Linked DNA regions of Homo sapiens: region 2 is linked to region 1. A link is a loop called in an ENCODE intact Hi-C map of the cell type or tissue named here. Cell type or tissue: heart left ventricle. All regions are shown on one strand. Each heading gives the region's core, and the rest is flanking DNA. Links, peaks and the distances in the headings are about the cores only.

The links. Peaks named below come from ENCODE experiments on the same cell type or tissue, not always from the same donor. Only the 100,000 strongest peaks of a DNase experiment are listed, where the experiment ranks them.
Region 2: it touches region 1 in a loop (2.4-fold over the local background); 2 of 110 quality-filtered maps call a loop at or near these places.

What each region holds. Positions count from the first base shown.
Region 1 is chr9:131,358,967-131,372,392 of GRCh38, reverse strand. It overlaps LOC105376299 (a long non-coding RNA gene), which reads right to left. Exons shown (of 4, transcript XR_001746959.3): 4 at 13,370-13,426. Among named protein-coding and RNA genes, the nearest start is that of PRRC2B, 28 kb to the left of the region's middle. RefSeq lists an enhancer at 12,608-13,224. In heart left ventricle, for the core only: a CTCF peak has its summit at 5,398 (motif pointing left); no DNase peak of the experiment used is centred there.
Region 2 is chr9:131,572,062-131,588,224 of GRCh38, reverse strand. RAPGEF1 (Rap guanine nucleotide exchange factor 1) reads left to right here. Exons shown (of 27, transcript NM_001377935.1): 21 at 199-283; 22 at 395-489; 23 at 3,629-3,707; 24 at 3,813-3,914; 25 at 5,523-5,620; 26 at 7,834-7,962; 27 at 8,578-11,450. The coding sequence ends at 8,728. Among named protein-coding and RNA genes, the nearest start is that of PRRT1B, 35 kb to the right of the region's middle. RefSeq lists enhancers at 8,797-8,876, 9,077-9,206, 9,237-9,286. In heart left ventricle, for the core only: no CTCF peak of the experiment used is centred there; a DNase peak (open chromatin) is centred at 8,117.

The DNA.
Region 1 (13,426 bases), core at 1,692-9,691:
GATTTGTTATCTGTGAGGTGTATGAGGCCCAGGAGAGATCCGGTTCATTTTCTGAGAGAAGATTTTTGGAAGGTTTATATGAATTCTCAGTCACGCTGTACTTTCTGGTGTGATAAAGCTAGGCAGTGGCAAGAATGGCAACAGCCTGAAAACATGCAAAATTTCCATGTTATCAGAAAAACAGGAAAGGATAATGGTAGATCTTACTTCTGATGCCACTTGTTTATTATATTTAATAAGCTGACACGATCCTGTCTAGTGAAAATCCCTGCACGCAGTGCCCCTTGGGCTTGCTGAACAAGGGTAACATGCCACCGGAAGTATATAATGATACCAAAAGATGAAGTCCATCAGTCAGTCACCTTCGTGATAATATCTCCAAGGGACCTAGGGAAATAGTGAGGCTTATGCATATAAAGAGACACCATATGAGGCAGAAATTAGGTGACTTGAACAGCATTCTGCTTTAGAGTTGTTTTGAAAATACTCCCGGCCGGGCGCGGTGGCTCATGCCTGTAATCCTAGCACTTTGGGAGGCCAAGGCGGGCGAATCACTAGGTCAGGAGTTCGAGACCAGCCTGACCAACATGGTGAAACCTCGTCTCTACTAAAAATACAAAAATTAGCCAGGCGTGGTGGCATGTACCTGTAATCCCAGCTACTCAGAAGGCTGAGGCAGGAGAATCGCTTGAACCTGGGAGGCGGAGGTTGCGGTGAGCCGAGATCGCGTCAGTGCACTCCAGCCTAGGTGACAGAGCGAGATTTCTTGTCTCAAAAAAAAGAAAGAAAGAAAATACTCCCAAGTCAGATTTTTTTTTTTTTGAGACATAGCCTCACTCTCTCCCAGGCCGGAGTGCAGTGGTACAATTAACAGCTCACTGCAGCCTCAACCTCCCAGGCTCAAGAGATCCTTCCATCTCAGCCTCCTGAGTAGCAGGGACTACAGGCATACACTGCAATGCCAGGCTAATTAAAAAAAAAAAAATTTGTAGGCCGGGCACGGTGGCTCAGGCCTGTAATCCCAGCACTTTGGGAGGCCGAGGCAGGCGGATCACGAGGTCAGGAGATTGAGACCATCCTGGCTAACACGGTGAAACCCCGTCTCTACTAAAAATAGAAAAAATTAGCTGGGCATGGTGGCAGGTGCCTGTAGTCCCAGCTACTCAGGAGGCTGAGGCAGGAGAAGGGCGTGAACCCAGGAGGCGGAGCTTGCAGTGAGCCGAGATCGCGCCACTGCAGTCCAGCCTAGGCGACAGAGAGAGACTCTGTCTCAAAAAAAAAAAAAGGAAAAAAAAGCATATTTTGTAGAGACTGGGATCTCACTATGTTGCCTAGGCTGGTCTCAAACTCCTAAGCTCAAGCAATCCTCCCACCTCAGCCTCCCAAAGTGCTGGGATTATAGGTATGAATGCCCAGCCCCAAATTAGGTCATTAAGAGCATTCCAGATCATTAAAATTATCTAGGGAGATAAAAACACACAGGATTGTTCATCAGTGTAGGAACACCCAAAAGTAATCTTCAATTGTTTACTTGTATCTTGGTAACCAAAGACCATTGTGTTCTTCAGAACCAGTAAGGGGCATGCATGCTGAAACATGAATAGTAACTCATACTACACAAACAGCCAGTGCACTCTGACTTCACGTCCTAGCCCTGTGCAGGTGCTTTACATGCATCAATTCATTAAATCCTTACGACAACCCTCTGCAGCAGGTACTATTATTACCCCACTTTATTTTATTTTTATTTATTTATTTATTTTTTTGAGACAGGGTCTCACTGTTGCCCAGGCTGGAGTGCAGTGGTGCGATCTCGGCTCACTGCAACCTCCGCCGCCCAGGTTCCAGTGATTCTCTTGCCTCAGCCTCCTGAATAGCAGGGATTACAGGCGTCTGCCACCATGCCTGGCTAATTTTTGCATTTTTAGTAGAGGCAAGGTTTCACCATGTTGGCAAGGCTGGTCTTGAACTCCTGACCTCAAGTGATCCATCTGCCTCGGCCTCCCAAAGTGTTAGGATTACAGGCATGAGCCACTGTGCCCGGCCTTATTGCCCCACTTAAGAAATGAGGAAACTGGCCAGGTGCAGTGGCTCACACCTGTAATCCCAGCACTTTGGGAAGCTGAGGTGGGCGGATCACAAGGTCAGGAGATCGAGACCATCCTGGCTAACACGGTAAAACCCCGTCTCTACTAAAAATACAAAAAATTAGCTGGGCGTGGTGGCACGTGCCTGTAATCCCTGTGACTTGGGAGGCTGAGGCAGGAGAATCTATTGAACCTGGGAAGTGGAGGTTGCAGTGAGCCAAGATCATCACACCATTGCACTCCAGCCTGAGTGACAGAGCGAGACTCCATCTCAAAATAATAATAATAATAATAATAAATGAGGAAACTGAGGACTAGAGAAGTAATTTTCCCAGCGAGTAACTGACTGAGCCAGGATGTGAACCCCTATGCAGCTTATCACAGACCTTCTGCTTTCTGTTGTGCTGCAGCACCTCACCAAGGTGACACACAGGAACTTGGCCAGGCAAAGAATGATGGCACATTTACACCATGGTGAGTTTTTGTAAAATTTATTAAGAGATTTTTGAAATGGATCCATTGGCCAGGTGCAGTGGCTCATGCCTGTAATCCCAGCACTTTGGGAGGCTGAGGCGGGAGGATCACCTGAGGTCAGGAGTTCGAGACCAGCCTGGCCAACATGGTGAAACCCCATCTTGACTAAAAATACAAAAATTAGCTGGACGTGGTGGCGGGCACTTGTAATCCCAGCTACTCAGGAGGCTGAGGCTGGAGAATTGCTTGAACCCGGGAGGAAGAGCTTGTAGTGAGTGGAGATCGTGCCATTGTATTCCAGCCTGGGCAAAAAGAGCGGAACTCCGTCTAAAAAAAAAAAAAAACAAACTATCTTTGTCCTGTTAAATAGAGGATCTTGGACATAGTTAAACTTTTCTTTTTTTTTGAGACAGAGTCTCGCTCTTTCACCTAGGCCGGAGTGCAGTGGCACTATCTTGGCTCACTGCAAGCTCCGCTCCTGGGTTCACGCCATTCTCCTGCCTCAGTCTCTGAGTAGCTGGGACTACTGGCGCCTGCCACCGCACCCGGCTAATTTTTTGTATTTTTAGTAGAGATGGGGTTTCACCATGTTAGCCAGGATGGTCTCAATCTCCTGACCTCATGATCCGCCCGCCTGGGCCTCCCAAAGTGCTGGGATTACAGGCGTGAGCCACCACGCCTGGCCCAACCTTTTCTTAATAGCTTAGCACTATTGTTAGTATTTATAACCTGTCTTAGCATGTCTGGACCGCTATAACAAAATGTCATAAAATGAGTGGCTTACAAACAACAGAAATGTATTTCTCACAGTTCTGGAGGCTGGGAAGTTCCACGAGCAAGGTGCTGGTAGATTCATTGTCTGGTGAGGGCCTGCTTCCTGGCTCAGAGACAGCTGTCCTTTGGCTGTGTCCTTACATGGTATCCACCTCTCGTGACTTAATCATCTCCCAAAAGCCCCATTGCTCTCTTTATTTATTTATTTATTCATTTTTGAGACGGAGTCTCGCTCTGTCACCGGGCTGGAGTGCAATGGCATGATATCAGCTCACTGCAACCTCTGCCTCCCGCTTCATGCAATTCTCCTGCCTCAGCCTCCCAAGTAGCTGGGATTACAGGTGCATGCCACTACACCCGGATAATTTTTGTATTTTTAGGAGACACGGGGTTTCACCATGTTGGCCAGGATGGTCTCAATCTCTTGACCTCATGATCTGCCCACCTCAGCCTCCCAAAGTGTTGGGATTACAGGTGTGAGCCACCTTGCCCGACAATTCTTTTTTTTTAAATTCTTAGTAGAGACAGGGTCTCGTTATGTTGCCCAGGCTGTTCTTGAACTCCTGAGCTCAAGTTATCCTCCTGCCTCAGCCTCCGAAAGTGCTGGGATTACAGACCTGAGTCATCTGGCCCAGCCCAGCCCCATCTCTTTATACCATCACCTTGGGGGGCTAGGATTTCTTTTTTTTTTTTTTTATTCTTTTTTTTTGAGACGGAGTCTCGCTCGCCCAGGCTTGAGTGCAATGGTGCGATCTTAACTCACTGCAACCTCCGTCTCCTGGGTTCAAGCAATTCTCCTGCTTCAGCCTCCCGAGTAGCTGGGATTACAGGCATCCGCCACTGTGCTGCTCGGCTAGTTTTTGTATTTTTAGTAGAGACAGGTTTTCACCATGTTGGCCAGGCTGGTCTTGAACTCCTGACCTCAGGTGATCCGCCCACCTCGGCCTCCCAAAGTGCTGGGATTACAGGTGTGAGCCACCACGCCCGGCAGGGGCTAGGATTTCAACATATGAATTTGGGGCAGCAGGGGTGGAAACAGTCTGTGTAACATTGTCATCCTGTGCTTTAGGAAAATTCTGTTTTGTTCTTTGGATTGCTGTTACTTTATTATCAGGCTCCCAGCCAAAACTCCCTGTGGCCATGGTCTGTCTCAAACAGTACCTTTCTCCAACCAGCTCTCTCCACCCTCACCCCCAAAATGTGGCTGATCAAATCCTTTGGGCTAAAAATCAAAATATGAATTGTTTTTTTGTAAGTATTATAATTTAGCATGAGGTCTTTGTGATAATAATTTCTTGCCCCAGAGATCTTTTTTCCCATTTATTTCCAGTTAAGAATATGATTTGAAAGTCTGTGTTGCTGAGAGATTAACAAGCAGATAAGCAGGTTCCGGGTGTACTTCCCTAACTACCTGGTAGTATTCTTCACAGCACAAGCTGGTGATTCCTTTAAAAAAAATTTTTTTTTTTTTTTTTGAGTCAGTGTCTCACTCTGTCACCTAGGCTGGAGTGCAGTGGCAGGATCATAGCTCACTGCAGCCTTGAACTCCTGGCTCAAGCAATCCTTTCTCCTTACCCTCCCAAGCAGCTGGGACCATAGGCGTATGCTACCATGGCCAGCTAATTTGTTTTTATGTTTTGTAGAGATGGGGTCTCACTGTATTGCCCAAGCTGGTCTTGAACTCCTGGGCTCAAATAATCCTTCCACTTCAAGCTCCCAAAGTGCTGGGTAAAAGTGTGAGCCACTGCTCCCTGTTGTTGACCATAGATTCTTGGGCTCTCAATGCAATAGAAATCGTCATGAAGCCTGGAGTTTTCCCAGGAAAGACTTAGTTGGAGCTTATGCCTGGACATATGAAGGTAGCACGGGAGGCAGAAAGAGACAGAGAGGAGAATTCCCTGACTGCCTCTCTAAAAAGAGTCAGTAGGGCTTTTTTATTAGGCAAAGTGTGGGAATTAACGTCAGGGGTAGGGTGGTGTGCAGACTGGACTGGGCAAAACACTGAGGGGTAGGGTATGCAGGTTAGCATGGCCGGTTGCTATGGTTGTCTTGACTAAGGGGCCACCTGGTGGTCTGGCTGGTAGCAAGGCTATAAATCAGTTGCTCAGCATTCCTTCCCAGGGTGGAACACGCCACAACCTTGGTTTCATATTTGGATTTCCTAAAGCCAGTTCTTGGCATTCCTTAAGTAAAAGGCGTGGTTAAACATTATGGCATCAATGAGGCAGTGGAGTGGGGTTTGTGATCACTGGGAATGCATGGAAGAATGCTCCAGTGGGAGTGAGCTGAAGCCAAGCCCTGTTCCCACTCTTTCTCATCTCAGCCCTGAAACCTTTGCAAAATTATGACAGTGAAAGACATCTAGACCAGGCGCGGTGGCTCACGCCTGTAATCCCAGCACTTTGGGAGGCCAAGATGGGCAGATCACCTGAGGTTGAGACTAGCCTGGCCAACATGGTGAAACCCCATCTCAACTAAAAATACAAAAATTAGTCAAGTGTGGTGGTGTACACCTGTAATCTCAGCTACTCTGGAGGCTGAGGCATGAGAATTGCTTGAACCCAGGAGGCGGAGGTTGCAGTGAGCTGAGATTGCATCACTGCACTCCAGTCTGAGTGACAGAGCGAGAATCTGTCTCAAAAAAAAAAAAAAAAAAAAAAAAAAAAAAACCAGAAAGCTGACATAGTTGACTCCATCTTGCTTCTAACCCCCAAGCTCTCCTTGGTCATTCCTGGGCTTAGGCCAGGCTAACTTTGGGGAGAATCTAGTTTATAGTTTAACCTTAAAGCAAGGATGATAGTAGTACTTTCCCAAACTAAACTGCCTTTGTAAAACTAATGCCTGGTCAGGCGCGGTGGCTCACCCTTCTAATCCCAGCACTTTGGGAGGCTGAGATGGGCGGATCACCTGAGGTTGGGAGTTCGAGACCAGCGTGACTAACATGGAGAAACCCCTGCCTCTACTAAAAATACAAAAATTAGTTGGGCATGGTGGCACATGCCTGTAATCCCAGCTACTCGGGAGGCTGAGGCAGGAGAATCGCTTGAACCTAGGAGGTGGAGGTTGTGGTGAGCCGAGATTGTGCCATTGCACTCCAGCCTGGGCTACAAGCATTGCACTGCAGCCTGGGCTACAAGAGTGAAACTCCATCTCAAAAAACAAAACAAAACAAAACAAAAAAACTAATGCCCACTGGTCCTGTGGCCCAACTCACAGGAAGACTCAGTGCTCAAGGAGCATTTTGCACACCCCCATGATCACATTCCCGACCAATTACCAGCACCTGTTCCCTAGCCCCTGCCTGCCAAACTATCCTTGAAAAAGCCTAGCCTCAACATTTTGGGGGAGACTGATTCAAGTAGTAACTCTGCTCTGGACAAACCATACCTTTCTCCAACCATCTCAAAAATAAAATACAAAAAAATTGACTAGGGGTGTTGTTGCCTGCCTATAGTCCCAGCTACTTGGGAGGCTGAGACAGGAGAATTGCTTGAACCCAGGAGGTGGAGGTTTCAGTGAGCCGAGATTGTGCCACTGCACTCCAGCCTGGGGAACAGAGCAAGACTCCATCTCAAAAAACAAAAAAACAAAAACAAAACGCCAGACAGGCTGGGTGCCATGGCTCTCTCCTGTAATCCCAGCACTTAAGGAGGCCAAGGCAAGAGGATTGCTTGAGCCTAGGAGTTTGAGATCTGCCTGGGCAACAGAGCAAAACTTTGTCTCTAGAAAAAATTTAAAATATTTATTTATGTAATATAAACTTTTTTTTTTAAACCAGACAAAAGGGACAGTCGTGGTGCCCATAATCCCAGTGCTTTGGGAGGCTGTGATGGAAAGATTGCCTGAGACAAGCCTGAGTAATATAATGAGACCTCATCTCTCCAAAAAAAAAAAAAAAAAAAAAAAAAAAAATGGCCTGGCACGGTGGCTCGCCAGTAATCCTAGCACTTTGGGAGGCCAAGGAGGGTGGATCACCTGAGGTCAGGAGTTCGAGACCAGCCTGACCAACATGGAGAAACCCTGTCTCTAATAAAAATACCAAATTAGCCGGGCATGGTGGCTCATGCCTCTAATCCCAGCTACTAGGGAGGGTGAGGCAGGAGAATCGCTTGAACCTGGGAGGTGGAGGTTGTGATGAGCTGAGATTGTGCCATTGCACTCTAGCCTGGGCAACAAGAGCGAAACTCCGTCTCAAAAAAAAAAAAAAAAAAAAAAAAAAAATTGGCTGCGGCACACGCCTGTAGTTCAAGCTGCTACTTAGGGAGCTGAGGAAGGAAGATCACTTGAGCCCAGTTCAAGGTTACAGTGAGCTATAATTGTGCCACTGCACTCCAGTCTGGGCAACAAAGAGACCCTGTCTCGAAAAAGAAAAGTCAGATAAAGAATACACATGGTGGCCGGGCGCGGTGGCTCACGTCTGTAATCCCAGCACTTTGGGAGGCTGAGGCAGGCGGATCACGAGGTCAGATCGAGACCATCCTGGCTAACACGGTGAAACCCCGTCTCTACTAAAAATACAAAAAAATTAGCCGGGCATGGTGACGGGCGCCTGTAGTCCCGGCTGCTGGGGAGGCTAAGGCAGGAGAATGGCGTGAACCCGGGAGACTGAGCTTGCAGTGAGCTGAGATCGCGCCACTGCACTCCAGCCTGGGTAACAGAGCAAGACTCCGTCTCAAAAAAAAAAAAAAAAAAAAAGAATACACATTGCATGATTTGATTTATAGAAAATGCTAGAAAATACAAACCAAAGGTGACAGATCAGTGATTTTCTAGGGTTGGGGGTTGGGGGTAGGAGGAGTAAAAGATAGATTACAAAAGAGCAGGAAGAGGCCGGGCATGGTGGCTCACTCCTGTAATCCCAACACTTTGGGAGGCGGAGGCGGGTGGATCACCTGAGGTCAGAAGTTTGAGACCAGCCTGGCCAACATGGTGAAACCCCATCTCTACTAAAAATACGAAAATTAGCTGGGTGTGGTGGCAGGCACCTGTAATCTCAGCTACTAGGGAGGCTGAGGCAGGAGAATCGCTTGAACCAGGGAGGCAGAGGTTGCAGTGAGAGCCGAGATCTCGCCACTGCACTGCAGTCTGGGCAACAGGGCGAGACTCTGCTTCAAAAAAAAAAAAAAAAAAAAGAAGCAGGAAGAACCCAATGAGGGTGAAGGAAATATCATCTTGGTTGTGGTAATCATTTCACATGTGTAGACATAGGTCACAACACAAAAACACATCAGATTTTACACTTCATATATGTGCAGTTTATTGCACATTAATTATACCTCAGTAAAGCTGTAGAAGAATAATAAAGCCATCTTGAAAAAAGAAGTGAATGAATGAGGATAGTATTAGGCCAGGAGCCATGGCTGGTGCCTATAATCTCAGCACCTTGGAAGGTCAAGGGAGGAGGATCACTTGAACCCAAGAGTTCGAAACCAGCCTTGGCAACAAGATGAAACCCCATCTCTACAAAAAAACAAGTACAAAAATTAGCCAGGCATGGTGACACATGCCTATAGTCCCAGCTACTTCGGAGGCTGAAGAGGGAGCATCACCTGAGCCGGGGATGTGTTGGTTGCAGTAAGCCGAGATCTTGCCACTGCACTCAGCCTGGTTGACAGAATGAGACAAGAAAAAAAAATGTCAAACTGACCCTTTTTCAAGGCCCAGGACTTCAATTAATCCAGAAGATTATTTGAAATGTGGATTTACACCCATTTATTTGAATGAAGAACCTCACTCTGGGCATAGATGGGCCTTGAGATACTGGGTTACATAATATGACTCCATCCCAAGAACCGGAGCATGTGAAAATCAAATGTCCAGGTGAACCTCTACAATTTCTCCAGTGATTTTTAAAGTTGTGTCATACTTAATCCAGTGCTTCCCCCAGAGTTTCTTCAAACTTAATGATAAATGATTCAAAGCCTTTTTTGAGACAGGGTCAGCTTTTTTTGAGACAGGGTCAGCCACCCAAGTAACTGAAACTTACCAGCGTGTGCCACCAAGCCTGGCTAATTTTTTTGTATTTTTTGTAAAGATGGGGTTTTGCCATGTTGCCCAGGTTGGTCTCAAACTCCTGAGCTCCAGTAATTCTCCCGCCTCGGCCTCCAAAAGTGCTGGGATTACAGGTGTGAGCCACTGCGCCTGGCTTCTTTTTTGAGGTTTCTTAATAGCAAAAGCAGAAACTTGCATACCGTTGGGAATCATTTGTTCTTCCTGTCAGATAAAAATTTCTGGCCGGATGCGGTGGCTCAAGCCTGTAATCCCAGCACTTTAGGAGGCCGAGGCGGGCGGATCACGAGGTCAGGAAATCAAGACCATCCTGGGTAACACGGTGAAACCCCGTCTCTACCAAAAATACAAAAAATTAGCCAGGCGTGGTGGCGGGCGCCTGTAGTCCCAGCTACTCGGGAGGTTGAGGCAGGAGAATGGCATGAATCTGGGAGGCAGAGCTTGCAGTGAGCTGAGATCGCGCCACTGCACTCCAGCCTGGGCGACAGAGTGAGACTCCGTCTCAAAAAAAAAAAAAAAAATTCTGCAGTAAAAACTGTAACAGAAATAAAAATAAAATCTGGCAAGGAACTAAAATATATTTCTTCATCAATCACATGTATCATTGGAAAGCCAGCAGAAAGCAAGGCTGAATTTGAACAAAGTATTCAGGGTCAGACGGATGTTATGAATGTTTTTAGCCTGTCTCTGCTTATGGCAGAAAGACCATACTTCTTATTTATTTATTTATTTATTTGAGACGAGTCTCGCTGTCACCCAGGCTAGAGTGCAGTGGTGCAATCTCGGCTCACTGCAACCTCCGCCTCCCGGGTTAAAGCTATTCTCCTGCCTCATCCTCCCAAGTAGCTGGGATTACAGATGCCCACCACCACACCCGGCTAATTTTTTTATTTTTAGTAGAGACGAGGTTTCGCCGTGTTGGCCAGGCTGGTCTTGAACTCCTGACCTAAAGTGATCCACCCACCTCGGCATCCCAAAGTGCTGGGATTACAGGCGTGGGCCACCGTGCCCAGCCCAATTTTTGTATTTTTTGTAGAGATGGGGCTTTGCCATGTCGCCCAGGCTGGTCTCAAACTCTTGGGCTCAAGCAATTCTCCCACCTCAGCCTCCCAAGGTGCTGGGATTACAGGCATGAGCCACCATGCCTGGCCTAGTTTTTAAATTTATTTTTCTTTTCAATTTTTTAGGGACGGGGTCTTGTTACAGTAGGTAGCTAGTCAGGCATGAGCACAGCAGGAGAGGGCCCCCCCAACCAGGAATGTCCGCCACCATCATGTAATGGTTAAGCGGTTGTTAACTGTCTCTCTAACATAATAATTGTTCAAAAAATAATGTGGGTGCCAGACACTGTGACTCAGCACCAGGCAGCAGAGAAAGCAGTCTCCTAATAAACAGGAACACCTGAAACTGGGGATCAGCAGCTTCCTGATAAGATCTCAGGAGCTGGACAAGTAGGCTCGAGCATGTGCATTAAGAGGCAAAATGGTAGGGCTTAACTGGTATATGAACTTCTAGGGGCATTTGACTGTTAAGGGAAGAATGCCTCAAGTGAACACGTGCACAGCTCCAGGAAACACACTGTGCATGCTCACCTCCCAAGTGCTGGCAGCCACTGCGCATGCGGACAGCCCACCCCAAGGGAAGAATGAGGGGAGAAGGGACACAAGACCCCGGAAGCATGCCAACATATAAAACCCCAAGTCAAAAGGCCAAACTGCTTACTTGATCTCTCAAGTCACCCGCTTGGCCCTTTTCCAAGTGTACTTTACTTCCTTTCATTCCTGCTCTAAAGCTTTTTTTTTTTTGAGATGGAGTTTTGCTCTTGTCACCAGGCTGGAGTGCAATGGCGCTGTCTCGGCTCACTGCAGCCTCTGCCTCCCAGGTTCAAGCGATTCTCATGCCTCAGCCTCCGAAGTAGCTGGGATTACAGACGCCCGCTACCACACCTGGCTAATTTCTGTATTTTTAGTAGAGATGGGGTTTCACCATGTTAGCCAGGCTGGTCCCAAACTCTTGATCTCATGTGATCCACCCTCCTTGGCATCCCAAAGTGCTAGGATTACAGGCGTGAGCCACCGCGCCTGGCCAGGATGCTCTTCTTACTTTTCTTTTCGTTTTTTTTTTTTTTTTGAGACAGAGTTTCACTTTTGTTGCCCAGGCTGGAGTGCAATGGCACGATCTTGGCTCACCACAAACTCTGCCTCACGGGTTCAAGGGATTCTCCTGCCTCAGCCTCCCGAGTAGCTGGGATTACAGGCATGCACTACCACACCCGGCTAATTTTGTATTTTTAGTAGAGACAGGGTTTTGCCATGTTGGTCAGGCTGGTCTTGAACTCCTGACCTCAGGTGATCCACCCGCCTCAGCCTCCCAAAGTGCTGAGATTACAGGTGTGAGACACCGTGCCTGGCCGCTCTTCTTTCTTTTCTCTCTTTTTTTTTTTTTTTTTTTGGGACGGAGCCTTGCTCTGTCGCTGCAGTTGGAGTGCAGTGGTGCAATCTTGGCTCACTGCAACCTCTGCCTCCTGGGTTCAAGCGATTCTCCTGCTTCAGCCTCCCGAGTAGCTGAGATTACAGGCACCCGCCACTGCGCCCAGCTAATTTTTGTATTTTTAGTAGAGACAAGGTTTCACTATCTTGGCCAGGCTGGTCTTGAACTCCTGACCTCGTGATCTACCCGCCTTGGCCTCCCAAAGTGCTGGGATTACAGGCATGAGCCACCACGCCCAGCCTCTTCTTTCTTTTATAAAGCATTCTTTCCAGCTGTCACAGACATAGGGCCAAACGAATAGCTCTTGGGAAGTATTAAATCAAGGTGTATATGTGGGTTTTCTTTTTGTTTTTGAGATGGAGTTTCACTCTTGTTGCCCAGGCTGGAGTGCCATGATGCAATCTCGGCTCACCACAACCTCCGCCTCTGGATTCAAGCGATTCTCCTGCCTCAGCTTCTCAAGCAGCTGGGATTGCAGGGGCAGGCCACCATGCCTAGCTAATTTTTTTTTTTTTTTTTTTTTTTTTGAGACGGAGTTTCACTCTTGTTGCCTAGGGTGGAGTGCAATGGCATGATCTTGGCTCTCCGCAACCTCCACCTCCCGGGTTCAAGCAATTTTTCTGCCTTACCCTCCGGAGTAGCTGGGATTACAGGCATGAGCCACCACACCTCGCTAATTTTGTATTTTTAGTAGAGACGGGGTATCTCCATGTTGGTCAGGCTGGTCTTGAACTCCCGACCTCAGGTGATCCGCCCGCCTCGGCCTCCCAAAGTGCTGGGATTACAGGTGTGAGCCACTGCACCCTGCCATAATTTTTGTATTTTTAGTAGAGATGGGGTTTCACCATGTTGGCCAGGCTGGTCTGGAACTCCTGACCTCAGGTGATCCACCCACCTCAGCCTCCCAAAGTGCTGCTATTACAGGCGTGAGCCACTGTGCCTGGCCCATTTTGTTTTTTGAAACAGGGTCTCACTCTGTTGCCCAGGCTGGAGTGCAGTGGTGTGATCATGGCTCACTGCAGCCTCGACCTCCCAGTTTCAAGTGATCCTCCCACCTCAGCCTCTCAAGTAGCTTAGACTATAGGTATGCGCCACCATGCCTGGCTAACTTTATTTATTTTTTATTTTTTTTTGAGACGGAGTCTCGGCTCTGTCGCCCAGGCTGGAGTGCAGTGGCACGATCTTGGCTCACTGCAAGCTCTGCCTCCCGGGTTCACGCCATTCTCCTGCCTCAGCCTCCCGAGTAGGTGGGACTACAGGTGCCTACCACCATGCCCGGCTAATTTTTGTATTTTTAGTAGAGATGAAGTTTCACTATATTGGCCAGGATGATCTCCATCTCGTCACCTCGTGATCCACCCGCCTCGGCCTCCCAAAGTGCTGGGATTACAGGCATGAGCCACTGCGCCTGGCAATTTTTTAATGTTTTGTAGAGACGGAGTCTCCCTGTGTTGCCGAGGGTGGTCTCCAACCCCTGGGCTCAAGCAATCCTCCCGCTGATATAGGAGTTAAAAAGAAATTATTTAGGCAGTTAGTGAGAGTACAGAAAGTAAGGTTTTTATTTTAATAATAAAGCAGCCCCCAACTAATTT
Region 2 (16,163 bases), core at 4,360-12,359, 210 kb before region 1:
CAGACAGTGTCGTCCCGGAGAGAGGCAGGAGGCCATTAGGGCCCCAGGGAGCCTTTTGGGGCTTCCCCGCCCTGTAGCCTCCACGCTCCTGCTGGGCAGAGAGGCTCTCCTGCTCTGACGCCCGCAGCCCGGGCCTGCTCAGCCCTCCCCACCGGCCTCCCCACCCCTGACGGCTCTTCTCACACCTCTGTCTTCCAGGCCGGGGACCTTGCACGACTTTCACAGCCATGAGATAGCGGAGCAGCTAACGCTGCTGGATGCTGAGCTCTTCTATAAAATAGAGGTACAGGCTGCTCCTGCCAGGGGGAGCCACACTGTTTGTCCCTGAATGAGAGAAACCCCCATCAGGGGAAAGCCGGGGCTCCACCTCCATCTGCCTTCTTTCCTTTTGTAGATTCCTGAGGTTTTGCTTTGGGCAAAAGAGCAGAATGAGGAGAAGAGCCCCAACTTGACCCAGTTCACGGAGCACTTCAACAACATGTCCTACTGGTAAGAGAGGCCCAGCGCCAAGCCCTGTTGCTCTGGATGGTGGCACGTCTGGGTGGGCTCTGCGTTTTCCTTTGCAGGGAGCTTGAATGGTAGGAGAAGGAGCTGCCTCTTTCATTCCGCTAAGCTCCTGGGGGTTCCCATGAGCACTGACAGGCTGAGGACAGGGGCAGGGACAGGATGGGGCTTGCTGGAAGTGGCCACCTGGTCGAGGAGGCTCAGCAGGGAAGAGTGCCAGGGTCGAGGAGCGATGTCTGCCATAGGTGGTGTTGGGAAGGGCGTGAGTTTGCCCTCCTGCCCTGGTCACTGCCAGGCAATCTCAAGCTGATGCTCACACTGACTCTGCCTGACAGAACAGTTAGCAAAGGAGTGGGCTCTATAACGTTAATGTTTGCATTTAGTCTTTAATTCGTGTGTGTGTGTGTGTGTGTGTTTGAGACGGAGTCTCGCTCTGCAGGTGTGTGTGTGTGTTTGAGATGGAGTCTCGCTCTGCAGGTGTGTGTGTGTGTGTGTGTGTTTGAGACGGAGTCTCGCTCTGCAGGTGTGTGTGTGTGTTTGAGACGGAGTCTCGCTCTGCAGGTGTGTGTGTGTGTGTGTGTTTGAGACGGAGTCTCGCTCTGCAGGTGTGTGTGTAAGACGGAGTCTCGCTCTGCAGGTGTGTGTGTGTGTGTGTTTGAGACGGAGTCTCGCTCTGCAGGGGTGTGTGTGTGTGTGTGTGTGTGTGTGTTTGAGACGGAGTCTCACTCTGCAGGTGTGTGTGTGTGTGTGTGTTTGAGACGGAGTCTCGCTCTGCAGGTGTGTGTGTGTGTGTTTGAGACGGAGTCTCGCTCTGCAGGTGTGTGTGTGTGTTTGAGACGGAGTCTCGCTCTGCAGGTGTGTGTGTGTGTGTGTGTGTGTTTGAGACGGAGTCTCGCTCTGCAGGTGTGTGTGTGTGTGTGTGTGTTTGACGGAGTCTCGCTCTGCAGGTGTGTGTGTGAGACGGAGTCTCGCTCTGCAGGTGTGTGTGTGAGACGGAGTCTCGCTCTGCAGGTGTGTGTGTGTGTTTGAGACGGAGTCTCACTCTGCAGGGGTGTGTGTGTGTGTGTGTGTTTGAGACGGAGTCTCTGCAGGTGTGTGTGTGTGTGTGTGTTTGAGACGGAGTCTCGCTCTGCAGGTGTGTGTGTGTGTGTTTGAGACGGAGTCTCGCTCTGCAGGTGTGTGTGTGTGTGTGTGTTTGACGGAGTCTCGCTCTGCAGGTGTGTGTGTGTGTGTTTGAGACGGAGTCTCGCTCTGCAGGTGTGTGTGTGTGTGTGTGTTTGAGACGGAGTCTCGCTCTGCAGGTGTGTGTGTGTGTGTGTTTGAGACGGAGTCTCGCTCTGCAGGTGGGTGTGTGTGTGTGTGTGTGTTTGAGACGGAGTCTTGCTCTGCAGGTGTGTGTGTGTGTGTGTGTTTGAGACGGAGTCTGGCTCTGCAGGTGTGTGTGTGTGTGTGTGTGTGTGTGTTTGAGACAGAGTCTTGCTCTGCAGGTGTGTGTGTGTGTGTGTGCGTGCGTGTGTGTGTGTTTGAGACGGAGTCTGGCTCTGCCGCCCAGGCTGGAGTGCAGTGGCGCAATCTCGGCTCACTGCAAGCTCTGGCTCCCCTCAAGCTCCACCTCCCGGGTTCACGCCATTCTCCTGCCTCAGCCTCCAGAGTAGCTGGGACTACAGGTGCTCGCCACCACACCCAGCTAATTTTTTGTATTTTTAGTAGAGACAGGGTTTCACCGTGTTAGCCAGGGTGGTCTCAACCTCCTGGCCTCGTGATCCACCCACCTCAGCCTCCCAAAGTGCTGGGATTACAGGCATGAGCCACCGCTCCCAGCCTAGTCTTTAATTCTTAAAGCAAAATGAATCCCAGTAATGTGTTTATAAACCAGAGCTCTTGTCTCTTCAAGAGGCGACAAAGCCCCCATAGCAGCTCAGCATCAGGCAGGACCCCCTAGAGCTCAGCAGCTGTGCCACCCCCACCCACCCACTGTTGCCTCCAGGAGAATGTCTGATGTGTTTTAAAGGCCCCGAGATCATCTCCCGTTTGCCTATCTTCCTCCCCACAGAAGCACTCCATCCTGGGGAAAAGCATGTTTAGCTATGGCAGTCCAGCGTAGGGTTTTGCCCAACAGGATGTGGTTTCTAAAGCAGACGGAAGCTGCACACAAGGCCCCAAGCCTGGCTTCTGACACCAGCCTCTGGCTGGGTGCAAGAAGCTCAGGGGCACACTCCACAGGGCCTGGCTGCACAGAGGTGCGAGTGCAGTGGCTCACATCTATAATCCCAGGACTTTGGGAGGCCGAGGCAGGAGGGTCACTTGAGCGCAGGAGTTCGAGACCAGCCTGGACAACATAGAGAGACGCCCCCCCCCTACAAAAAATTAAAATTAGCCAAGAGCAGTGGTGCACACCTATAGTCCCAGCTACTCGGGAAGCTGGGGCAGAAGGATCAGTTGAGAACAGGAGTTCAAGACTACAGTGAGATATACTCACAGCACTGGGTGACAGATCAAGACCCTGTCTCTTAAATAAAAAAGAAGAACCAGCAGTGCAAAGTGCGGCACCACCTCCAAGTGACCCTGGTAGTGGCCCCTGTGAACCACAGGAAATTGAGGCCAGGGTGACATCCCTGCTGCATTTATCACACAGATGAGACTGGCCTTTGGCTTTGGTCTCGGCTTTGGTTGCTACTAAGGTTCTGAGAGTTTCCTTCCCTCGTGGCTGCCCAAGGTGACCTCTTACCTCACGTGCTAGCGGGTCTCCCCGAGCCAGTCCTGCATCACACAAGGAACTTGCCCAGCCCCCTGGTACTTGGGGCCCATGCTTGTCAGGAAAGGCTCTGCTTTCATCCTCCCATGCTCCACCTGCAGATTCGAAGCCCCCTTTGGGCCTTCACCAGATTTCCTTATGGTCACCAGATTTATTGTCACCAGATTTCCTTGTGCCTCTGTCCCAGGATGTTATGAGCTCCTGGAGAGCAGAAACTAGATCTATGCCTGGGGCAGGCTGCAGGTATTCAGTAGGGGTGGGCTCGTGGCCACTGGCATGGGGGTCGTACAGGTCCTGTCTCCACCAGGACCCCTGGGACCTGCAGGGACTTGTCAACTCAGCTGTTTCTTTTTCCCTTGGTCCATGCAGGGTCCGGTCCATAATCATGTTACAGGAAAAGGCCCAGGACAGGGAACGGCTGCTCTTGAAGTTCATCAAGATCATGAAGGTAATGGTGGCCAAGTCCTTCCCAGGCCCCCATCATCAGTCCCTGCTCTGGGAGCCCGGGACCCGCCTGCCCTCCTGCCTCACGGCACCGCCCCTCTCTCGGCAGCACTTGCGGAAGCTGAATAACTTCAACTCCTACTTGGCCATCCTCTCTGCCCTGGACTCGGCGCCCATCCGCAGGCTGGAGTGGCAGAAGCAGACTTCAGAGGTGAGTGGCCTTGGGGCGTGGGCGGGAGGGTGGCTGGTAAGGGGGGCCGCCCAGCCCTCAGGCGACTAGCTGTGGCAGAAAGTGCTCCCACTGGAGCAAATGCTGGGCCTAGGCCCCTGCTCTGCCACCGACATGCTGTGTGACCAGAACAGCTGCCCTCCCGCCTTCCTGTCTCTGATCCCCAATCTTCAGGCCCCCGGGAGCTTCGAGGTTGGTTCTGGGGTGGTCACATCCCGGTGTTCTGCTGCCACCCAGCAGGCCCATCCCTGGGTTCCCGCCTCCCCCGCCCGCCCTCAGCCCGTTCTTCTGAAGGGTCTGCTTCGGGCCGGGCACTGCGGTAGGTGCTGGGGACGCACTGTGAACAGCCCAACATGATGTTGGGTGAGTTTCTGCTAGATAAGCACTAAAAGAAGAAGGGTGGGCAGGTGGGCCAGCCCAGAGGAAGTGTCACTCATGCCACCATCTGCAGAGGAGGAGGAGTTTCCTGGGAAGGGAAGAGAATCAAAGGGGACAAAGGAGTGCACAGCCAGGAGCAGGTGGGGGTCAGCACCTCCAGGGACAGGAGGAGGCCAGGGGACCACATCCCGGGAGAAGGGGACCAGTTCTAGGTCATGAGAGCCTCAGGAGCCTGGTGAGGAGTTGGACCTTTATCCTGTGTAGGGAAATAATATTGCAAATGGGGGCAAAACCCATGGCTTTTGAGTGTCAGCCAGGCCACCCAGGGGTCATGTCAGGGACCCAAGTTCAGCCAGGCCACCCAGGGATTGTGTCAGGGACCTGAGTGTGACCAGACCACCCAGAGGTCATGTCAGGAACCCGAGCGTCAGCCAGGCCACCTGGGGGTCGTGTCAGGAACCCGAGTGTGACCCAGGCCACCCAGGGGTCATGTCAGAGACCCGGGTGTCAGCCAGGCCACCCAGGGTCTTCTTGTTCAAGCCCATGTTCAGGGATGGTTGTAAGCTAGTGTATGGGGAGAGGTGGGAAATTCACACGGCCTCTGCATGGGGGGTCCTCAGGAGGCAGCACTTCAGGGAGAGGCACGTAACAGGAGAAGAGGCAGGAGAGGGGCCTTCTGAGTGGGGCAGGGCTGGCTGAGTCTCCTAGGTGGGAGCCCCCCACCCCTGCAGGAGAGAAGCCACCCAGCCCTGGGGAGGGCGAGGTCACATGCTATCTTTAGTTGGTCCTCCCTGAGTACAGGGCAGAGCAAAGGCAGCTCCGAGTCAGGAGTGACGCCACTCAGTGTGTGCCTGGGAAGCTCCTCTGGCTGCACCGCCGAACAGGGCCAGGCAGGAGCCCATCTTCCGGGATGTCGTATACACACAAGCGCTGGCTGCCCAGGCACAATGAGTACTGTGGGGTGTTTCTCCACAAAACGGCCTGAAGTCCCCTGTGACCAGGGGTTGGGCTGACACTCGTTGAAAAGGACAGAATCCCTGCTGGCCAGGGCCAGGACCCACACCTGGCTGGGTGTTTGTGCGTAGTGGGACCTGTGGAGTTGGGCAGAGGGTGGTTGACCCTCCAGTTAGTGAGGAGGACCAGGGCTCTGCCCCAGCATTGCCCCAGCACTCGCTCACCCCTGTCCGGTCCTGTCCTGTCCTGTCCTGCCAGGGCCTGGCCGAGTACTGCACACTGATCGACAGCTCGTCCTCCTTCCGAGCCTACCGGGCCGCCCTCTCGGAGGTGGAACCGCCGTGCATCCCGTACCTGTGAGTAGCAGCCCCTCCAGGCCCCCAGCCCCGCCTGGGTTTGCCTCCATTGCTCTGGGGAAGATCTGTCAGGCTCCAGCAGAGAAATCTTAATTTAGGGGTTTCTAACGGAGACATTTGTACTTGGTTTTACTTAAGGTTCTTGTAATACAGTTATAATGCATAATATACAATACATATATATAATATAATATATAATGCTTCTTATAATACAGTTTAAACAGAAAAGAAGCGCTCAGGTGAAGAATACGGGTTCTCCTTTCCCAGCCCCCAGCCCCACTCTCATTTCCTTCTGTAGCCTGCCCGTGAGCATGTGCAGCCATGCTTGTGACAGATGTATGGCTCCTCTCCCCACACATGGCATCACACAGTATTCCAGTGTCCTCACACGTGGCTGCGCATTAGAACAACCTGAGGATGCACGGCCACCCAGGGACCTTGAGAGCCTTGGTGTAAAGAAGTTCAGAAAGTGCTTCCTGAGCGTGGACCATGGGCGAGAGGAAATATGTGTTTCATAGAAAAGGGACGTAGCGGAATAACCAAAACCAAACAAGTGTCTGTTGCAGGACTTACGAGAGCCTTTAGTATATACTAGTAGACACTGAGAATCTCCAAGAGACCAAAAGCGCAGCAGCATCCCAGTGCTGAGTGTTCAATGGCACATCCTATAGGGTTACTGCAGGGCTGCCCTCGAGGCCTCAACCCTCAGAGATACAAATCCCCAGGCTTCCTGCTCTGAGCACTAACAGTCTTTCCCACTGTGGCTCTACATCTGCTCCCTCAAGCTGAGTTCTCCCTGAGTGGAGGAACTGCCCCTGTCTTTCTCATCTGGCCTTAAGTCCTCTGCAGTCAGAAGCACCTATTAAGTTACTACACCTTGTTTGTTTCTTTGTTTCTTTGTTTGTGATGGAGTCTCACTCTGTCACCCAGGCTGGTATGCAGTGGCATGATCTTGGCTCACTGCAATCTCTGCCTCCTGAGTTCAAGCAGTTCTCCCACCTCAGCCTCCTGAGTAGTCGATGGGACTACAGGCATGCGCAACCACGCCTGGCTAATTTTTTTTTTTTGTATTTTTTTTAGTAGAGACGGAGTTTCACCATGTTGGCCAGGCTAGTCTCAAACTCTTGACCTCAGGTGATCCACCTGCCTTGGCCTCCCAAAGTGCTGGGATTACAGGCAGGAGTCACCACACCCAGCCAGTTTCTTTGTTTAATAAAGACGGAGTCTCTGTCACCCAGGCTGGAGTGCAGTGGTGCAATCATAGCTCACTGCAGCCTTGAACTCCTGGGCTCAAGGAATCCTCCCACATCGGTCTCCTTAGTAGCTGGGATTACAGGTACACGCCACCATGCCCAGCTAATTTTTGTATTTTTTGTAGGGACGAGGTCTTGCTATGTTGCCCAGGCTGGTTTCAAACTCTTTTTTTTTTTCTTTTTTTGAGACAGAGTTACGTTCTTGTTACCCAGGCTGGAGTTCTTGTTACGTTCTTGTTACCCAGGCAGTGGCGCAATCTTGGCTCACTGCAACCTCCGCCTCCCAGGTTCAAGTGATTCTCCTGCCTCAGCCTCCCGAGTTGGGATGACAGGTGTGCACCACCATGCCCGGCTACTTTTTGTATTTTTAGTAGAGACAGGGTTTCACCATGTTGGCCAGGTTGATCTCAAACTCCTGACCTCAGGTGATCCTCCCACCTTGGCCTCCCAAAATGCTGGGATTACAGGTGTGAGCCACCACACCCAGCCTAGCTGTTCTCAAACTCTTGAGCTCAATCCTCCTGCCTTAGCCTCCTATAGTACTGGGATTACAGGTGTGAGCCATTGCACCCAGCCCACCACACCTGTTAATAAAAGGAGATCTCTGCCCCTGCCCCCTGGTTTGGGTTTTGTTATTTTTTTTTTTTACTGCTCATTTGTTAATGTTACTTTAGCAGCCCACAGCTTCGCCCTTATGGGTTGAGCCATGGCAGCCGCATCACCCTCAGGCTCCTCATCAGCATACTGGCTTCCGAGGTCCCCAGCAGGTGCTTGTGGAGCCAGAGGCCAGAGGCTGAGGCGGGAGTTTGTTCTGGGAAACAGACACCTCAGACTGGCTCTTTGGTTTGCTCTGGGGTTTGGAAGCTGCTCACTGCGAGTCCTAGCGCCTGACACATGTCTCTAGCCCTTGCTGCTTCCAAACCCCGTAGCAGTAACAGGCTGCCTAACCCGTCCTCCCAGGGGGCTGATCCTGCAGGACCTGACCTTCGTTCACCTGGGAAACCCAGACTACATCGACGGGAAAGTGAACTTCTCCAAGCGGTGGCAGCAGTTCAACATCCTCGACAGCATGCGCTGCTTCCAGCAGGCGTGAGTGCCACTGCCCCGGGGGGACCAGGCAGAGCTGAGCCCCGGGCCACACACAAGGAGAGACAGCCCGGGACACCGAGGGGAGGGGGAGCCACAGAGGACCCAGGGACCTGCCACTGCTGAGATATAGTCCGGGCCCTTCAGTTTCTGCCAGGATGACTTGAGAGCATGCCCACCAGGCTCCATGCCAGGCCTAGCCTGGCCCTGGGCCTGGACCCCGTGACAGCACAGCTCGTCCTCCCATTTTACACACCAGAAGCTGGTGCCCACCTTGCTGTGAGAAGGGCCTGACAAACCCTGGCCTGCCTGACTCTGAGGCACCAGAGCTCCCCCAGGGCGGGCCCTGGCATGCGTTGTTGGGGGCAGTGGGATCACCTGGGGCCCCCTCCCTGTGAGCAGCCCAGCCTCAGGGCCCTGTTTGTGCTCCATGTGCTGGTGGCACCGTCTCTGAGCACTGGTGTCCCCTCTGTCACATTGGTCAACGGTAGCCCCTGCAGCATCCGTTTGCTGCGAGGCTGTGGGGATGGTCCCCGCGGCACCTTCCAGGAGGGTGGCGCCATCGGGCCATCCAGCCCACACAGGTGCTCACTGACTGCTCCCCATCCCCTGCACCAGGCACTATGACATGCGGAGGAACGACGACATTATAAACTTCTTCAATGACTTCAGTGACCACCTGGCTGAGGAGGCCCTATGGGAACTGTCTCTGAAAATTAAACCCAGGAACATAACAAGGAGAAAAACAGACCGGGAAGAGAAGACCTAGGAGCAGACGCCGGGATCCAGGAGAATGCTCGAGGGGCGCAGAGGGCAGCTCCCAGACCGGAGAGGACCTTGGACCTGTTAGGCGCATGGCAGGAGTCCCGGCCTCGGAGCCATGAGGCTGGCCAGCCCTCAGCGGGGCCGGGCGGGAGCTGGAGCCTGCCAGCCGCTTCCTGCCTCCTTCCTCTGTGGGAGCAGACCCGTGGGCCTCAGGGCAGCCAGCAGGCAGGTCTTGTTGCCAATTTACAAACCGGTGGTTTTCTGGTTTGGTTTTGTTTTCTGCTTTTACTTCCATCTCTCCCCTCTTGACCTTCCACCCACTCCCCTCCAGGGAGAGAGCAGCAGAGACCTCATCAGCAGACCAAGGAAGTGGTGGGTGCTCCCCCTCCCTAAGCTCCAGGGTCCCTGAATCTTCTGAAATCTCAAATGAGTGGAGGCCTCCTGGGGTGGCCTGTCCTGCAGGGGCCCTGGAATGGGGGCAAGCAGCTGGGTGGGCAGAATGCAGAGTAGACTCGGGGGAGGATCCTTTCACTTTCCGCTTCCCCTTCTGATGCATGGAGGATGGTGTGAGCTTTTCAGCAGGCCCGGAAAGGTACGCAGGTGACGCCTTAGCAGCCCCGCAGCTGGTGCTCTGCCCCGCGGTACTGGCGCCATCAGGGCCTCCCTTGCCCGCCTGAGAGCAGCAGCAGTCTCTGTCATCCCGTCGCCCCTTACCCCCCACCCCAGGCCACTGGGCCCCTCCCACACCACCTGGGGAGCTGAGAAGAGGAGGCTGGAGTAAGGGAGGACTTGATCATCCAAGAAATACTTTTTATTGCTGGGAGTCTTCTGAACCTCACCAAACTGAGGCCAGAGCTGAGCTCCTGGGGGAGTTAATTCAGAGGGGAGAGGCCAGCACCTCCCTCCTCCATCGCTCGCTGTGTGCCTTAAACTCCATCTCATGTCCCTCCCCATCCCCTGGCTTTCCCTCCCTCCTTGCCCCATCCTGGGCCAGCCAGCAGGGCTCCTCCTCTGGCTCTTCAGACCTTTCAGCCAGTGCTGTCAGTGCCCCTGGGAGGGAAGGGCATCCCTGAGGCACCCGAATGGTCCCTCAGGGTGCAGGGAGGCAGAAGCCTGGCCACAGAGGAGCCTCCTAAGGCAGCAGCTGCAGCAAGCGCACCCTCTCCCCACTCTCCCCACGCCAGAGCGGCTTCCAGAGCAGATGCTGTTTCCATCCTCCTCGTCAAAACCATTCTCGCTGCTGAGCTTGACAATCTGGGCAAGGCTTGTGGGGCGCTTGACAAACAGAATCTGCCCTGTGCCGCCTGGTTCCGTGGCCTCCAGCATGAGCCTGCAGGCAGGGCGCTGCGGGAACCCAGTTGTGCTGCCCCAGCCCATGCCTCCGGGTCTGCTGTGCATGAATGAGTGCTCACTTGTCCCGGGTTTAGGACGTGGTCAAGTGAACAGCAGGGTCTAACTGTGCTTACTTAGCCCAGTTCAAACAGAACAAAGGAAAAATATAGAAAGCAACATCTGTTGATCATTTAGGTTTTTTTTTAAACCACCATGTCACTTTGAGTCCTTCATGGGTTTTTGAACAGCATTTATCAAGAAGAAAATGTGGGCTTTTTCCCCTCTCCCGTGTTTTGTTTGTCCTGTAGATAGAGGGAGGAAAGCCGTGCAGTGGCAGGCGGGACCCCCTCTGGTGGCGGGACCCCCTCTTGCGGTGGTCTTGCGGGGCCAGCCGGGACCTGTCACTTTATTATTTAAGGAGTGTGTGTGTAGAGTCGCTGGCTTATTAACAGTATTGTGTGTGGGTTGGGTTTTTAGTTTGTTCCTTCTTTTTGAAGTCCCTTCATTTCAATCCTTGACTCTCTCTCCCCTTCCCTTGCCCAGCTCTGTTGAATGCTGCTGTGCGCGTGTGAGGGCCGCTCTGCACACAGGGCCCTTGGGTTGTGTGAACTGAAATTCTCCCTGTATTTGTGAGACTCGCAGGAGTCCCCATCTGTAGCACAGGCAATGCCAGTGCCATGCTGCAGCCTCAGAAACCAGGCCTCTCACTCCAGCAGCAGGCAGAACCGTGTCTGTGGTCGGGTGCTGTCCACAGCTCTGTCTGCCTTGTTCTTGGGCTTGAGCTGGATAGAGGTGGGGTCTCTTCACCTTCCCTGAATTCAGAACAGACCCTGTGCCTGGCCCCAGTGTGCCCAGGCAATTCCCCAGGCCCTCACTGGGAGCCCTTGGTGTTCTGAGCAGCAGGGCCCAGGCAGCACATGAGCAGTGCCCAGGGGCTCCCTGCGTGAGGACGGCAAGGTGCGATGTATGTCTAACTTATTGATGGCAGGCAGCCCCCTGTGCCCCCTAAGCCTGGCCCTGGTTATTGCTGAGCTCTGTGCTCAGTGCTGCGGCCTGGCCGTGGCTCGTCTGTTCCTTTGGGGGGCCCGGGCGGGTTGTGGGAATCAGTCTTCACAGACAGACGTGAGCCAGGCGGAGGACTCGTTCCTTGCAGAGGTCAGTCCTCACCTGCAGGTGTCGGGGTGTGGGGGGGCAAGGAGGGGCAGGCACACACCATGTCTGACCTGAACCCGATTCTGGGGAGCATCTTCCCGCTCCGGCCCCACGACCTCCACAGGGTTACATTGTAATATATATGCCCCAGCTAACCTGTCTGATGGTGGCATCTTCCTGCAGACATTTCAAACATGTAACTTTTATATGAAAAAAAATAAACACAGATGAAAGCTGCCCAATGCCATGTCCGCGCCCAGCTGCATGTGTGCAACTACAGTGACAGCCCAGCCTGCTCCATGCTGGCCTTGCCATCTCTTTTCTGAGACCCCTGTCGCAGGCGGGGCTCCTGGGAGGCTGGGGTCATTCAGCTCCACTCCCAGGCCCACTTGCTGCCATTGGGGTAGTCGTGGCTGAGTGAAATGGACGTCACCAGAACTTTCCCTCCTAGGCCTTGTGCCCTAGAAGCATTCAACTGGACAAAGAATTGCTCGTGCTCCAGAGGTCGGTTCATGCACAAGAGCCCCTCACCCCAGTGTCCTGATGAAAAGGGCATTCCTCGGGTGGGATTCGGGGGCACAGGCTCTAGAATTGCTCCTTCGGGGCCCGGAAGCACTGTCTTTATGGCGTGCCTTTTGCGGTGTGTCCTCTGCCGCCCAGGAGGCAGCACACAGAGGCTCGGGCCCAGCCCCAGTGAAGAACAGCAGAGCCTCTGCACTTACAAGGGACAGAGTGAGGAGGCCCCAGGGATTCCAGTCCCTTCTCTGCCCCGAGGTGTGCTGTGTCCCCTCCATGCGGAGTAAGGCACGGGGCCCAATGGCTCTGGGAGGCCATTTGTCTCCCTGTCTTCCTTGTCCTCCCACACCACAGCCCACCTGTGCCCCATTGTTTCCATCCTAGCACCTGAGACCAAGCACCCCAGCATAGCCACCCAGGGATGGCGGGGATCAGGGCCAGCCCTCATATTCACCCTGGTTCCCAGTCCCCAACTTTCAGCCCCACGGCGGCCCCTGGGGAAGCCCAGGATCTCTGCATCTCTCTGTACCTGATCGTGCAGAGGTCAGGCCTGGTGAGGAGGAGGCATCTCCCCTCATGCCCCGCAAAGGCAGCAGCTTAAGTCTGTCCCTTTAAAGGGAAGGGGCCAAGTATTCCTGGGCTGATCACAAGATCTGATAGAAGGGACCCTGCATCAGGCAGGCATCAACCATCCAGAGCTGTTGGCTGCCTGTGTGTCAGGCGCCAACGCCAAAGCCTCCATGAACCTCGTAGGTGATGGAAGCCCAGGTTCTCTCTTTTGTTCCTTGTGTCCTCGGGCAGATTGCTCAGCCACTCATGCCTCAGGCTCCTCATTATCTGCTTTTGTCCATTTCGACCAATGAGCACACAGAAGCCCGAGAGAGACCAGTCCACTCCTGAGTCCTCCACTCGCATCTCCCTCCCCTGCCAGCAATGCCAGGAAGCTGGTCTGGCCCCAACAACCCCAGTGAGCAGGAGGTGATGTGCCAGGTATGGACCTCAGGCCTCAGCCTTCCCACCAGGGCTGCGGGGCAGCAGCTGCTGCGACCCACCCTGGTCTTTGGTGACCGGCAGACCGCGAGATTCACCAAGGGAGCCGCCATAGTCACGGAGGAAACACCTTGGCTTCCACCCCACCCCCACAGTGTCCCCGCCCAGGACCTGCGAGTGTGCATGCTTAGCCAGTAACCCAGGAGGCTCAGATGCCTGCTCCAACCAAGAACTGCGGTCCCCCCGAAGGTGTCTGAGCTGAGGGCCCCAAGCCTCCCACCTGCTCTGACCTTGCAGTAGGTCGACAATCTGGGTCCCGCCCCCAGTGGTGCAAGGCTGGAGAATGGGGTATGATGGCTGACTGCTCATTGTTCCCCCTGTGGGATGGGAGGCAGGCCCCAGCATTCATTCAAACCTTTTTTTTCATTCATTCACTAGGGGTGCATTATTTAGGAAGCAGTCAAGGTGTGGTTCGGGCCATCTGAGTCCCTCATTGGCTGCCAGCAGTCTGGGGGAATATGTCCTTGGCTGCAAAGGGCTGTGTCCTGACTCTGCAGCTGATAAGCAAAAGGACCCTGGGTAAGTGGTTTTCTTCTCTGCTTGGCAGTTTCCCCAGCTGGAAGTGGGGTAATAACAGACTCTGCTTTCTAAGGTCTCACAAAGTTTCAATGAGTTAATACTTGGATATAATAATATTTTGGGGTACCAAGCACTTTGCAGACTGCTTTACCTCATTCACTTCTCTTAATCGAAAAATCACACAGGCTGGGTGCAGTGGCTCATGCCTGTAATCCCAGCACTTTGGGAGGCCGAGGCAGGCGGATCACATGAGGTCAGGAGTTCGAGGCCAGCCTGGCCAACATGATGAAACCCCGTCTCTACTAAAAATACAAAAATTAGCTAGGCATGGTGGCAGGCGCCTGTAGTCCCAGCTACTCAGGAGGCTGAGGCAGGAGAATGGCGTGAACCCGGGAGGTGGAGCTTGCAGTGAGCCGAGATCACACCACCACTCCAGCCTGGGCGAGAGCGAGACTCCTAAAAAAAAAAAAAAACCCGGGTATGGTGGTGGGTGGTGGGCGCCTGTAATCCCAGCTACTCAGGAGGCTGAGGCAGGAGAATCGCTGGAACATGGGAGGCAGAGGTTGCAATGAGCTGAGATCGCACCACTGGGCTCCAGCCTGGGTAACAGAGTGAGACTCTGTCTCAAAAAAAAAAAGGGAAAAACTAAACTTGTTTTATGAATGGAATATAACCTTGACATCGAATCAAAACAAGGACAGTACAAGATAATTACAAGTCCGTCTGATGTATGAATACTGATACAAAACTTATAAAATCATCTTAGCAGCCCCAAACCAGCATCACATAAAAATCAGTCCTTCCTGACCAGGTTGGGCTTATCTCAAAAATACAAGGATGGAATAATTTCAATCAGTTAATGGATGTCACTGACCCCATGCTAGACGCTGCTGCTCCACACGTCTGGTTTGCATCTCCTTCCTGGGCACACAGGGGACTACACTTCCCAGCCCCCTGCCTGAGATCTGAGAGGCAGACACATGTCACTGTGGGCTGGGCGTTTAAGGACTATTGTGCAGCTCCCTACTTAATCTTTCCCACCCGCGGTACTCCTGGAGTCTGGGTGTTGAGATGGCAGAGCCCCAACTTGGGGGAGCCTGGTCAGGGAACACCCCACTCACCCACACGGGGCTTGCTTGATGTGAATGAAAAATGAAGCCATGGAGACCAGGGTTTTTTTTCACGGCATGGCCTCGCTTCTCCCGAATGTACCACGTTAACAAATTAAAGGGAGAAAGCCATAGAATCACCGCAATAGTCACAGAACAGCCTTTGTTAAAAATGCAACATCCATTCTTTTTTTTTTTTTTTTTTTTTTTTTTTTTTTTTTTTTTTTTTGAGACGGAGTCTCGCTCTGTCGCCCAGGCTGGAGTGCAGTGGCGCGATCTCGGCTCACTGGAAGCTCCACCTCCCGGGTTCACGCCATTCTCCTGCCTCAGCCTCCCGAGTAGCTGGGACTACAGGCTCCCGCGACCACACCCGGCTAATTTTTTGTATTTTCAGTAGAGACAGGGTTTCACCATGTTAGCCAGGATGGTCTCGATCTCCTGACCTCGTGATCCACCCACCTCAGCCTCCCAAAGTGCTGGGATTACAGGCGTGAGCCACCGCACCTGGCCATTATTTTTATTATGAATAACAAAAATTCAGGGTTTCGCTTTTGTCCCCCAGGCTGGAGTGTGTGGCATCTGCTCACTGCAACCTCGACCTCCCAGGCTCAAGCGATTCACCTCACCCTCCCAAGTAGCTGGGCATATAGGCACGCACCGCCAGACCCAGCTAATTTTTTATTTTTTGTAGAGACCAGGTTTTACCATGTTGGCCAGGCTAGTCTTGAACTCCTGAGCTCAAGTGATCCACTCATCTCGGCTTCCCAAAGTGTAGGGACTACAGACGTGAGCCACCACAGCCGGCCAAAAACCTTTTTGTTAACTAGAAATAGAAAGCCTCTTTAATCTGATGAAGGTTAACTTCCAAGATCGTATAGAGACATACTTAATTGTGAAATATTCAAAGTGCTTCCTTTAAAATCAGAAACAAGAGAATGATCCCACTAACTCCTTGTCTGTTCATTGTACTGGAGATCCTTGCCAATGATGTAAGAAAAGTAAATGACTGAGAGATGAACAAGAAAATCTATCAAGGTGGCTAGCTATACAACCAAATAAAAAGTTCAGCATATTCCTATATACAGTCAGTCAGCAATCAGAAAATGTAATCCTTTTTTTTGTTTGTTTTTTGAGGATTTGGGGTTGTTTTCTGTTTTGTTTTTGTTTTTGTTTTTGTTTAATGGTGTCTTGCTCTGTTGCCCAGGTTGGAGTGCAGTGATGTGGCCACAGCTCACTGCAGTCTCAAACTTCTGGTCTCCAGCAATCCTCCCACCTCAGCCTCCCAAGGAACTCAGATTACAGGCACGTGCCACCACGCCCAGCTTCAAAAAATGTAATTCTTAAAGGACCCCATTTATACTAGCATCACAAGTCTTAAGGTCCTAGACCAGCAAAAGATGTGTGAAACCTTTATAGGAAAAATGATAAGATTTTATTAAAAACCATAAAAAAAAAACCTTAATAAATTGAGAGGTGTGAATGTTTGTGGATAGGAAAATTAACTTTCTGGGAGTTTTTTGAGACAGGGTCTCAACTCCCATCACCCAGGCTGCAGTACAGTAGTGTGATCTTGGCTCACTGCAACCTCATATTCCTGGACTCAGGTGATCCTCCCACCTCAGCCTCCTCAGTAGCTGGGACTACAGGTGCATGCCACCACCTCCAGCTAATTTTTTTTATTATTATTTTTAGTAGAGACGGGGTTTTGCCATGTTGCCCAAGCTGGTCTCGCACTCCTGGGCTCAAGCAATCCACCTGCCT